2 separate regions of the Homo sapiens genome follow, and region 2 is linked to region 1. The links are chromatin loops, found by intact Hi-C in ENCODE. Cell type or tissue: dorsolateral prefrontal cortex. All regions are shown on one strand. Links, peaks and the distances in the headings refer to the core of each region. The heading gives the core; the rest is flanking DNA.

Evidence for each region. A loop is a pair of places that touch in the nucleus more often than their neighbours do. Peaks named below come from ENCODE experiments on the same cell type or tissue, not always from the same donor. Only the 100,000 strongest peaks of a DNase experiment are listed, where the experiment ranks them.
Region 2: a loop joins it to region 1, with 9 times the contacts of the local background. A loop is called at or near these places in 14 of 110 quality-filtered maps.

What each region holds. Positions count from the first base shown.
Region 1 is chr11:118,487,246-118,489,745 of GRCh38, forward strand. KMT2A (lysine methyltransferase 2A) reads left to right here. Exons shown (of 36, transcript NM_001197104.2): 11 at 1,369-1,515. Among named protein-coding and RNA genes, the nearest start is that of TTC36, 39 kb to the right of the region's middle. RefSeq lists a silencer at 744-972. In dorsolateral prefrontal cortex, for the core only: CTCF peaks have their summits at 1,418 (motif pointing left) and 1,622; a DNase peak (open chromatin) is centred at 1,436.
Region 2 is chr11:118,354,552-118,361,845 of GRCh38, forward strand. It overlaps UBE4A (ubiquitination factor E4A), which reads left to right and starts at 5,049. Exons shown (of 20, transcript NM_001204077.2): 1 at 5,049-5,123. It overlaps CD3G (CD3 gamma subunit of T-cell receptor complex), which reads left to right. Exons shown (of 7, transcript NM_000073.3): 7 at 1-610. RefSeq lists an enhancer at 4,986-5,055. In dorsolateral prefrontal cortex, for the core only: a CTCF peak has its summit at 5,040; DNase peaks (open chromatin) are centred at 5,020 and 5,410; H3K4me3 peaks cover 1,663 bases; H3K27ac peaks cover 932 bases.

The DNA.
Region 1 (2,500 bases), core at 1-2,500:
TCCTTCAACTTCTGGGATTAAACAGATTTTTTTTCAGGGTATAATTGTTCTGATCTAAATTCTTTATAGTTGTACATAGCAATCTCACAGGGTTCCTAAAATATAAATTAGAGAATAGCATGCTGCCTGCACTGCACTCCTAAAGCATGACCAGTGCTTGATAAACTCTCCTCCATGCGAATTTTTTAAACTTTTTATGTTGACATGATTTCAGACTTACAAAAAAACTATGAGTTGTACAGAGAATTCTAAGTACCCCTCACCCAAATTCCCTAAGTGTTAATATGTTTCTCTGTGTGTATATATTTTACAAAATAACAAATAAAATACATATACACATTTTACCTGTAGATACACATGTATCTAAAAATTTGAGAACAAGTTGCAGACATAAACCATTTTACCTCTAAATATTTTAGTGTATATTTTTAAAAATCAAGGACGTTCTCGTATTTAACCATGGTATAATTACCAAATCAGGAAATTAACACACTGGTACATTACTATTATCTGATCTATAGGCCTTATTTAGGTTTGACCAATTGTCCCAATAATTCCTTTATGGCAAAAGAAAATTCTGGATTATCCTAGTTAGTATTTTTGAAAATCCTATATCAATATGAAAATAACTTATTTCTAAAATTAGAAATGGAGGCTGGGCGTGGTGGCTCACGCCTATAATCCCAGCACTTTGGGAGGCCGAGGCAGGCAGATCACAAGGTCAGGAGATTGAGACCATCCTCGCTAACACAGTGAAACCCCATCTCTACTAAAAATACAAAAAATTAGCCAGGTGTGGTGGCACGCGCCTGTGATCCCAGCTACTCAGGAGACTGAGGCTGGAGAATCGCTTGAACCCAGGAGGCGGAGGTTGCAGTGAGTCGAGATCGCACCACTGCACCCCAGCCTGGGCGACAGCGAGACTCCGTCTCAAAAAAATAAATAAATAAAAATTAAAACAATTAAAAAAATAAAATTACAAATGGAAAGGACAAACCAGACCTTACAACTGTTTCGTATATTACAGAAAACGTTTAAACCCTCCCTATTTCCCCCACCCCACTCCTTTATATTCCCATAGCTCTTTGTTTATACCACTCTTAGGTCACTTAGCATGTTCTGTTAAATCTTGTATTATATTTATTTTGTTACTTTCTATTTCCACTGGTATTACCACTTTAGTACTCTGAATCTCCCGCAGTGTCCAATACTGTACTTTTTTACATAGTCATTGCTTAATGAATATGTATTGAATTAAATATATGCCAGTGGACTACTAAAACCCAAAGTATATAAGAAGGGTATGGTTGATTATGTTTTTCTACATATTATTTGACATACTTCTATCTTCCCATGTTCTTACTATAGTTTGTGTATTGCCAAGTCTGTTGTGAGCCCTTCCACAAGTTTTGTTTAGAGGAGAACGAGCGCCCTCTGGAGGACCAGCTGGAAAATTGGTGTTGTCGTCGTTGCAAATTCTGTCACGTTTGTGGAAGGCAACATCAGGCTACAAAGGTACAAAACTTGGTAATAGAACTACAGCTGGGCCTCTGTATCAGTGGGTTCTGTATCCCTGGACTCAACCAACCTTGGATTGAATGTATCTGGGAAAAAATGAGTAGTTGCCTCTGTACTCTATGTGAACAGACTTTTTCTTGTCATTATTTCCTAAACAATACAGTATAACAACTATTTACATTGTATTAGGTATGATAAGTAATCTAGAGATAATTTAAAGTATATGGTGGGCGGATCACTTGAAGCCAGGAGTTCGAGACCAGCCTGAGCCAACATGGTGAAACCCCATCTCTACTAAAAATACAAAAAATTAGCCAGGTGTGGTGGTGGGCACCTGTAGTCCCAGCTACTTGGGAGGCTGAGGGAGGAAAATCGCTTGAACTTTGGAGGCAGAGGTTGCAGTGAGCCACTCCAGCCTGTGGTGCAGTCTGTCACTCCAGCCTGGGTGACACAGTGAGACTCCATCTCAAAAAAAAAAAAAAAAAAAAACTATATGGGAGGATGTGCATTTTGTTATATGCAAATGCTGCACCATTTTGTCTAGGGACTTGGGCATCCATGGACTTTGGTATCCTCTGGGGGTCCTGGAACCAATCCCCCATGGAAACCAAGGATGACTGTGCTTAGAGTATTGCTTTCTTTCTTGATTTGTATTTCTGTCTTCCAGTTAAGATTTTGTATCTATATTATTTCTCTTTTTACTTAGTCTGTCTTTAGCATTTAATTGGGTGTAATCAGTTGCCTATTTTGTGTTTTAATTTTGGGACTATAGCAGAAAACATGATGTTGAATAAAATTCCAAAAATAAGTCAAATCTACCTAATATGAATACTCATCACTGAGTGCCTTTGGCAGGAAATAAATCTATCTCAATGCTTTAATTGGGAGTAAATAATGTATGAGGAAATTTAAACTCATAATTGTGTGCTGTACTTACTTGCCAGTAAATGTGAAATGGGGTACTAAGTAATAGGTGTTGGGT
Region 2 (7,294 bases), core at 3,585-6,084, 130 kb before region 1:
TCCAATTCCTGACCTCAGGCGATCCACCCGCCTTGACCTCCCAAAGTGCTGGGATTACAGGTGTGAGCCACCGCGCCAGGCCCGTAACTGTATTTTAATATAGCCATTCTATGGATTTAATATGGTATTTTATTATGGCCTTAATTTGCATTTCCCTAGATACTAACCATGCTGAGTGTCCTGTCTTGTGTTTATTAACCATTCATATATTTTTAGTGAAATGTGTATCAAATCTTTTGCCCATTTTTAAGTTGACTTATTTGTTTGTCTTCTTACTATTGGGTTGCATATGTTTTTGATATAAGTCCTTTATCAGATATATGATTTGGAAATATTTTCTACCAATCTGTGGTTTGTTTTTCTTAATGGTGTCTTTTGAAGTGCAAAAGGTTTGAATTTTGAAGTACATTTTATTGATTTTTTCTTCTATATATTGTGCTTTTGGTATCATGTCTAATAAATCTTTACCAAACCCACAGTTACAAAGATTTTCTCCTGTCTTCTTTTTATACTTTTTACAGCTTTATGGTTTTAGCTCTAACAATAAATGTGATTTTGAACATACATAAGACTATTTGTAACAAACACAAATAAATTGAATTGTTGGGCACTTGTATTTGCATTTGTAATTTTATTAACTATTGCCAAATAGCAGTTGTAAACACGTACACACACACAAGTGTATATACACATATACATATATATACATATACATGTATGCATATATGCATATATACATATATGCATATATACACATATATACATATATACACATATACATATATGCATATATACACATATATACACATATACATATATGCATATATACACATATATACATATATACACATATACATATATGTATATATACACATATACGTATATGTGTATATATACACATATACGTATATGTATATATACATATATGTATATGTATATATACACATATACACATGTATATATACACATATACACATGTATATATACACATATGTATATATACACATATACACATATGTATATATACACATATACACATATATACACATATGTATATATACACATATACATATATGTATATATACACATATGTATATATACACATATACATATATGTATATATACACATATACATATATGTATATATACACATATACATATATGTATATATACACATATACACATATACACATACATATATGTGTATCTACACATATACACATATACACATATACGTATACGTGTATATACGTAGATACACATATACATATATACACACGTGTGTATATACGTATATACACAAGTGTGTATATACGTATACACACATATATGTGTGTGTATACGCATACACACATATATGTGTGTGTATACGCATACACACATATACGTATATATGACAGGGTCTTGCTCTGTTGCTAAGGCTGGAGTGCAGTGGCACAACATTGGCTCACTGCAGCCTCGACTGCCCAGGCTCAAGCAATCCTCCCACCTCAGCCTCCTGAGTAGCTGAGATTTCAGGCGTGTGCCACAATATCCAGCTAATTGCTTAATTTTTTTTATAGAGAGAGGGTCTCACTATGTTGCCCAGGCCAGTCTCAAACTCTTGGGGTCAAGTGATCCTCCCATCTCATCCTCCCAAAGTGCTGGGATTACAGGTGTGAGCCACTGTGCCCAGCCAGGTTGTACCAATATACACTACCAATAACAACAAACAAAAGTGCCTGTTACTCCATACATGTTCCAACAGTGTATTATTAAACTTTTGAATCATGCCAAACTGAATGGCTTCTCACTATAATTTTAGTTTACATTTTTCTTATTAAAAATTGGAGGCTAGGTGTGGTGGCTCATACCTGTAATCCCAACACTTCGGGAGGCCAAGGCAGGTGGATCACCTGAGGCCAGTAGTTTGAGACCAGCCCAGCCAACATGGCAAAACCCTGTCTCTACTAAAAATACAAAAAATTAGCTGGGTGTGGTGGTGGGTGCCTGTAAACCCAGCTACTCAGGAGGCTGAGGCAGGAGAATTGCTTGAACCTGGGAGGTGGAGGCTGCAGTGAGCTAAGATTGCACCATTGCACTCTAGCCTGGACAACAAGAGTGAAACTCCGTCTCAAAAAAAAAAAAAAAAAAAAAAAACTGGAGTAAACCATTTGTTTTTCCTTCTCATGATACATAAGTTCACATCTTTGGTCTTTTTCTTATTGACTTACACTAACCCCTTACATATTTGGGAAACTAGGTCTTTTGTGATATTAGTTGCAAGTCTTTTTCCAACTTTATGTGTTTTTTAACTTTGCTTTAAAAAACACATTGGTTAGTTTTTCACGCACACTTTACAATTATTTGCATGTAGTATAATTCACTGGTCTCCTATGGTCTCTAGGTTACGTTTCATATTTAGAAAGTCTTTCTCCATTTTAAAATTATCCTTTTTTAAAAGTTCCCCCATGAATTCCTCTAGCATTTTTATGGTTTTATTTTATGCATTTATATCTTTGACCCATCTCGAATTGATTTTAGCATCAGATCTAATGTAGTAACCAACTTTAAATACAGATAGTTACCCAGCTATTCCAGAAATATTATTGAATGATTCATTTTGCGTCCATTAATTTTAAATGCTGTTACAACCCCACTCGCCAGATTATAAGCTCCAAGAAGGAAAACACTTACGTTTTTTCACTATGGTATCCTTAGGAACTAGAACAGTGGTAGGCACACAAAGATTGCCCAGGGCTTTTTGTGTGTGTGTGGTAAAAGATATGTAACCTAAAATTTACCATTTTAACCTTTTTTTTTTTTTTTTTTGAGACAGAGTCTCACTCTGTCATCCAGGCACTCTAGCGCAGTGGCACGATCTCGGCTCACTGCAACCTCTGCCTCCCAAGTTCAAGCGATTCTCCTGCCTCAGCCTCCCAAGTAGCTGAGATTACAGGCGCACATCCACATGATCAGCTAATTTTTGTATTCTTAGTAGAGACAGGGTTTCACCATGTTGACCAGGCTGGTCTTGAACTCCTGACTTCAAGTGATCTGTCCACCTCGGCTTCCCATAGTGCTGGAATTACAGGCATGAGCCACTGCACCCAACCCCATTTTAACTATTTTTAAGTGTACCATTCAATGGCATTAAATATATCCACAATGTGTAGCCATCATCACTACCCATTTCAGAAATTTTTCATCCTCCTAAACAGAAACTTGGTACCCATTAGACAATAACTCCCATTCGCCTCTCCCTCCAATCCCTGGTGACCTCTATTATACTTTCTCTCTCAAGGAATGTGCCTATTCTGTGTACCACATATAAACTGAATCATACACTATTTAGTCCTTTCTGTCTGGCTCGTTTCAGTTAGCATAACGTTTTCAAGGTTCATCAATGTTTCAGCGTGTATCAGAACTTCATTCTTTTTCAAGGCTGAATAAGTCATCTGTAGCTATATACCATATTTTGTTTATGCATTCATCTGTTAATGAACATTCTGGGTTATTTCTACCTTTTGGTTATTATGAATAGTGCTACTGTAAATATATGTATACAAGTATCTGAGTTCCTGCTTTCAGTTATTTTGAACATCTATATCAAAGCGGAATTGCTTGATCATGTGGTTATACTATGTTTAACTTTTTGAGGAATCATCAAACTGTTTTTCCAAAAAGTCTGGACTATTTAACATTGCCATCAGCAACGCATACGGTTTCAATTTCTCCACATCTGCCAACAATTACTTTCCTTTTTTTTTATAGTAGCCATCCTAGTAGGTATTAAGTGGTATCTCATGATTTTTTTTTTCATTTCCCTAAAGACTAGTGGTGTTGAGCACTCTTTCATATGCTTATCCACCATTTGTACAGTTGGCCTTCCATATCTGTGGGCTCTGCATCTGTGGCTTCAACCAACCATGAATTGGAAATATTCCAAAACAAATTTCATCTGTATTGAACATGTACAGACTTTTTGTCATTATTCCCTAAACAATACAACACTATTTAGATTTATGTTGTATTAGGTATTATAAGTGATCTAGAGATGACTTAGTCATCTCTAGGATGACACAGGAGGATGTGCATAGGTTATATGCAAATACTGCATCATTTTATGTAAGGAACTTGAGCATCCTTGGATTTTGGTACCCAAGGGGGTCCTGAAACAAATCCCCCACAGATACCAAGTGGATAGTCATTCTCTTGGAATGTATCTTCTTTGGAGAAATGTCTATTCAAGTCCTTTGCCCTTTTTTGAACTGAACTGTTTGGGGGTTTTTCGTTCTTGTAGTTCTTTACATATTCTAGAGATGAATCCTTTATCAGATATATGAGTTGCAACTATTTTCTCTCAATCTGTGAATTTTCACTTGCACAGCGCTTTTAACTCTTGAAAATTATGCTGCTTCTATTATTTATGTGTATCCCGATCTCTTGCCCTCGTGACCCGCCCGTCTCAGCCTCCCAAAGTGCTGGGACTACAAGGCGTGAGCCACTGTGCCTGGCCATCTATGTGTATCTCAAAACAACCTTGTAGGATGTATACTGTCTCCACTTTACAGATAAGAAAACTGAAATCCAATCAAAGATAGCACACTCCAAAGATTGCTCCAAAGACAGCACAACAATAACAAACTTGTAGTTGTTATTGCTGTTAGTGTTATCCCTTTGAATAATAGAGAGTAACAGAAGCTGCTTCAAAAAGGTCTAGGACTGGTGGGAAAATAAGAGAGCAGACCCCCAACAGAGGTTGCGAGCAGAGCCAGGGATCACAGAGTTTTATCTGCCCTCGGTACGCTGATTTCCAAAACCCAGCCTCATATTCTATACTCCAAAGCGCACTGCCAGGTGGGCCAACTCCAGCCCCCACAATCCGATGCCAAGGCCACTTCTTGCCACTTCCTGCCCGCCTCCAGCCCGCCCCTAACAAGCTAGCGCATGCGCTGTAGGACTATTTGCGCGCCGTTCCCCCCGGTGAGCCTGCACACCGTGCTTCCGGCGCGGAGATGAACTTCCACATGCCCCGGCGCTTGTTGATGACGTAACTTCCGGTTGCTGTGCTGAGTCGGAAGTGGGAACCCTTCGGCCGCTGAGATTCTGTCGTGTCGTCGCTGCTGGCACTTCAGGCTCTGGTAAGACAGGCAATAGCTTCAGGGGACGGGGTCGTTGACTTTGCGTTGTGATATTTTCTGCTGGTCCAATGCCACTTCAAGCCTGTTCACTCTTATCTTCTCCAAATTCCTTCTCCTATGCTTTGCTAACCAGGGACCTTCTCCTTCTTGAACTTCGACCCTGTCTGATTTGGAACCCCTTACAGTGCCCCAGCTTCTGATGTCTCTTTGTACATTTCTGTCCCCATCTTTGCCAAGCCCCTCCTGGAAGAGGCCGGAGCGCTATCATTGCATTATCTTTTGACTTAACTTTCTCTAGAACGTGCCCCGGGCGGGTGGATCTCCCTCCTTCCCGCGAATCCCTTATGGAGCATGGAAGGATAAAATATAAAGAGTAGATAACAAATAGGCAGATGCCAAGAAGATAAGATTAATCGTGAGTCGTAAGCAAACCAGTTCAATGCATACGTCAGGGTGTTGATAATTCTTAAGGCAGGTGATGAGTTCACCACAGATAACTCTTGGGGCACTCTGCTTCATGTTTCCTTGGGTTTAGAAGACACTTCTAAAATTGAGTGACCATGCCTCATGACCTTATATTTGATGAGCCTTCCTTTTAGGATCAGTTTTATGCCCTGACAGCAAGCATGTGTTTAGTCTCGCTGTCATTTACTGTTTTGGTCTCACGTGGAAGCCCACCTGCGATAAAATGGGATCCAAGAAGGACTGCTGTCTGCTTTTTGACTTGAGATCCTTCTAGGCTGCAGATAGATGTGTTGATGGAATTTGTTGCCACATTAGCATGGCCTGATAGTGTTAGGTGAAACATACGACAACGAAAATTGTTTCTTAATTTCTATTTTAAATTGATATTTTAATTTCTATTTTATATTGATATATGTATTATTTGCCAGGACACAGACCTTATGGGAGTATGATTTGATAGAGCTTGATTTTGACGATCCCAGTTTTACAAAGTGTTCCAGATATTTCTGTTGAAAAACAATACCAAGTCTGATGTTAACACACTTGTGTGTTCATGAGAGCTGACAGTGGTCTTAAAGGATTAGTGGTACTATTCATAAACAAAAGCTTGTATTAGGAGGAAGTGACAGAATTTTGTAGGACAGCTATTATAGATATAGATCTTTGCAGCAAGTGTATCAGAGTGAAACTTGTTTTCAAGGAGGATATATTTTAAAAGAATCAAATCCAAAAGCTTCTAAGGTTGGTAGCTGTACCATCCCAAAGTGTCTGACAACAGGATAGTGTTGTATCTCTGTATGGCAGTTGAAAATAGGAAAAAAAATACATACATATATGTATGTATATATGTGTGTGTGTGTGTGTGTGTATTTTTTTTTTTTTTTTTTTGAGACAGAGTCTGGCTCTGTCACCCAGGCTCTGCTCTGGAGTGCAGTGGCACGATCTCAGCTCACGGCAACCTCCATCTCCCAGTTTAAAAGTGATTCTCCTGCCTCAGCCTCCCAAGTAGTGGGATTACAGCCTGGCTAAGGTGTGGTGGTATGCGCCTGTAATCGCTTTTAGTGGAGACGGGGTTTCACCACATTGGCCAGGCTGGTCTCAAACTCCTGACTTCAAGTGATCTGTCTGCCTTGGCCTCCCAAAGTGCTGGGATTACAGGCATGACCTACTGCGCCCGGCGCTGAAAATAGGAGATTATAAATCCCGAATGACATTATTGAATATTAAACAAAATATTTAGGTTTCATTTTATCGGACCTTTAGAGTGGGTGATTATCTGGGTACTCTTACTTTGGTAAGTCCATTGAACAAATCTAAACTGGCATCTCCACAAAGGTTCTCATCAAGTGATCAGTCCTCCTTTTTCCTGTAAAATTTTTCTATAAGTGACTACACAGTTTTAGCCCTTTTTTAATGAAAAAAAGTTTGTGCACAGATTTGACATACGTGTGAAAAAGATGAGCTTAGTGAAAGATAGGTGAGAACCTTTTTGTTTTTTACAGATAGTAGAGATGACAACAGAGACTTATTTCCATCCACCATTCTACACATGCCAAGATACCAAAGAACCAGTGTCTAGCCTGGTAGCTTGACCTTCCACTGCAACCTAAGACAAGTAGTAAAGCCCTTACCTTGAAGTAGGGTCATGGGTGATGCTGTTGATTACAAGGAGTTCAGAAAGAACTACATGTAAGATTGAAGCCATT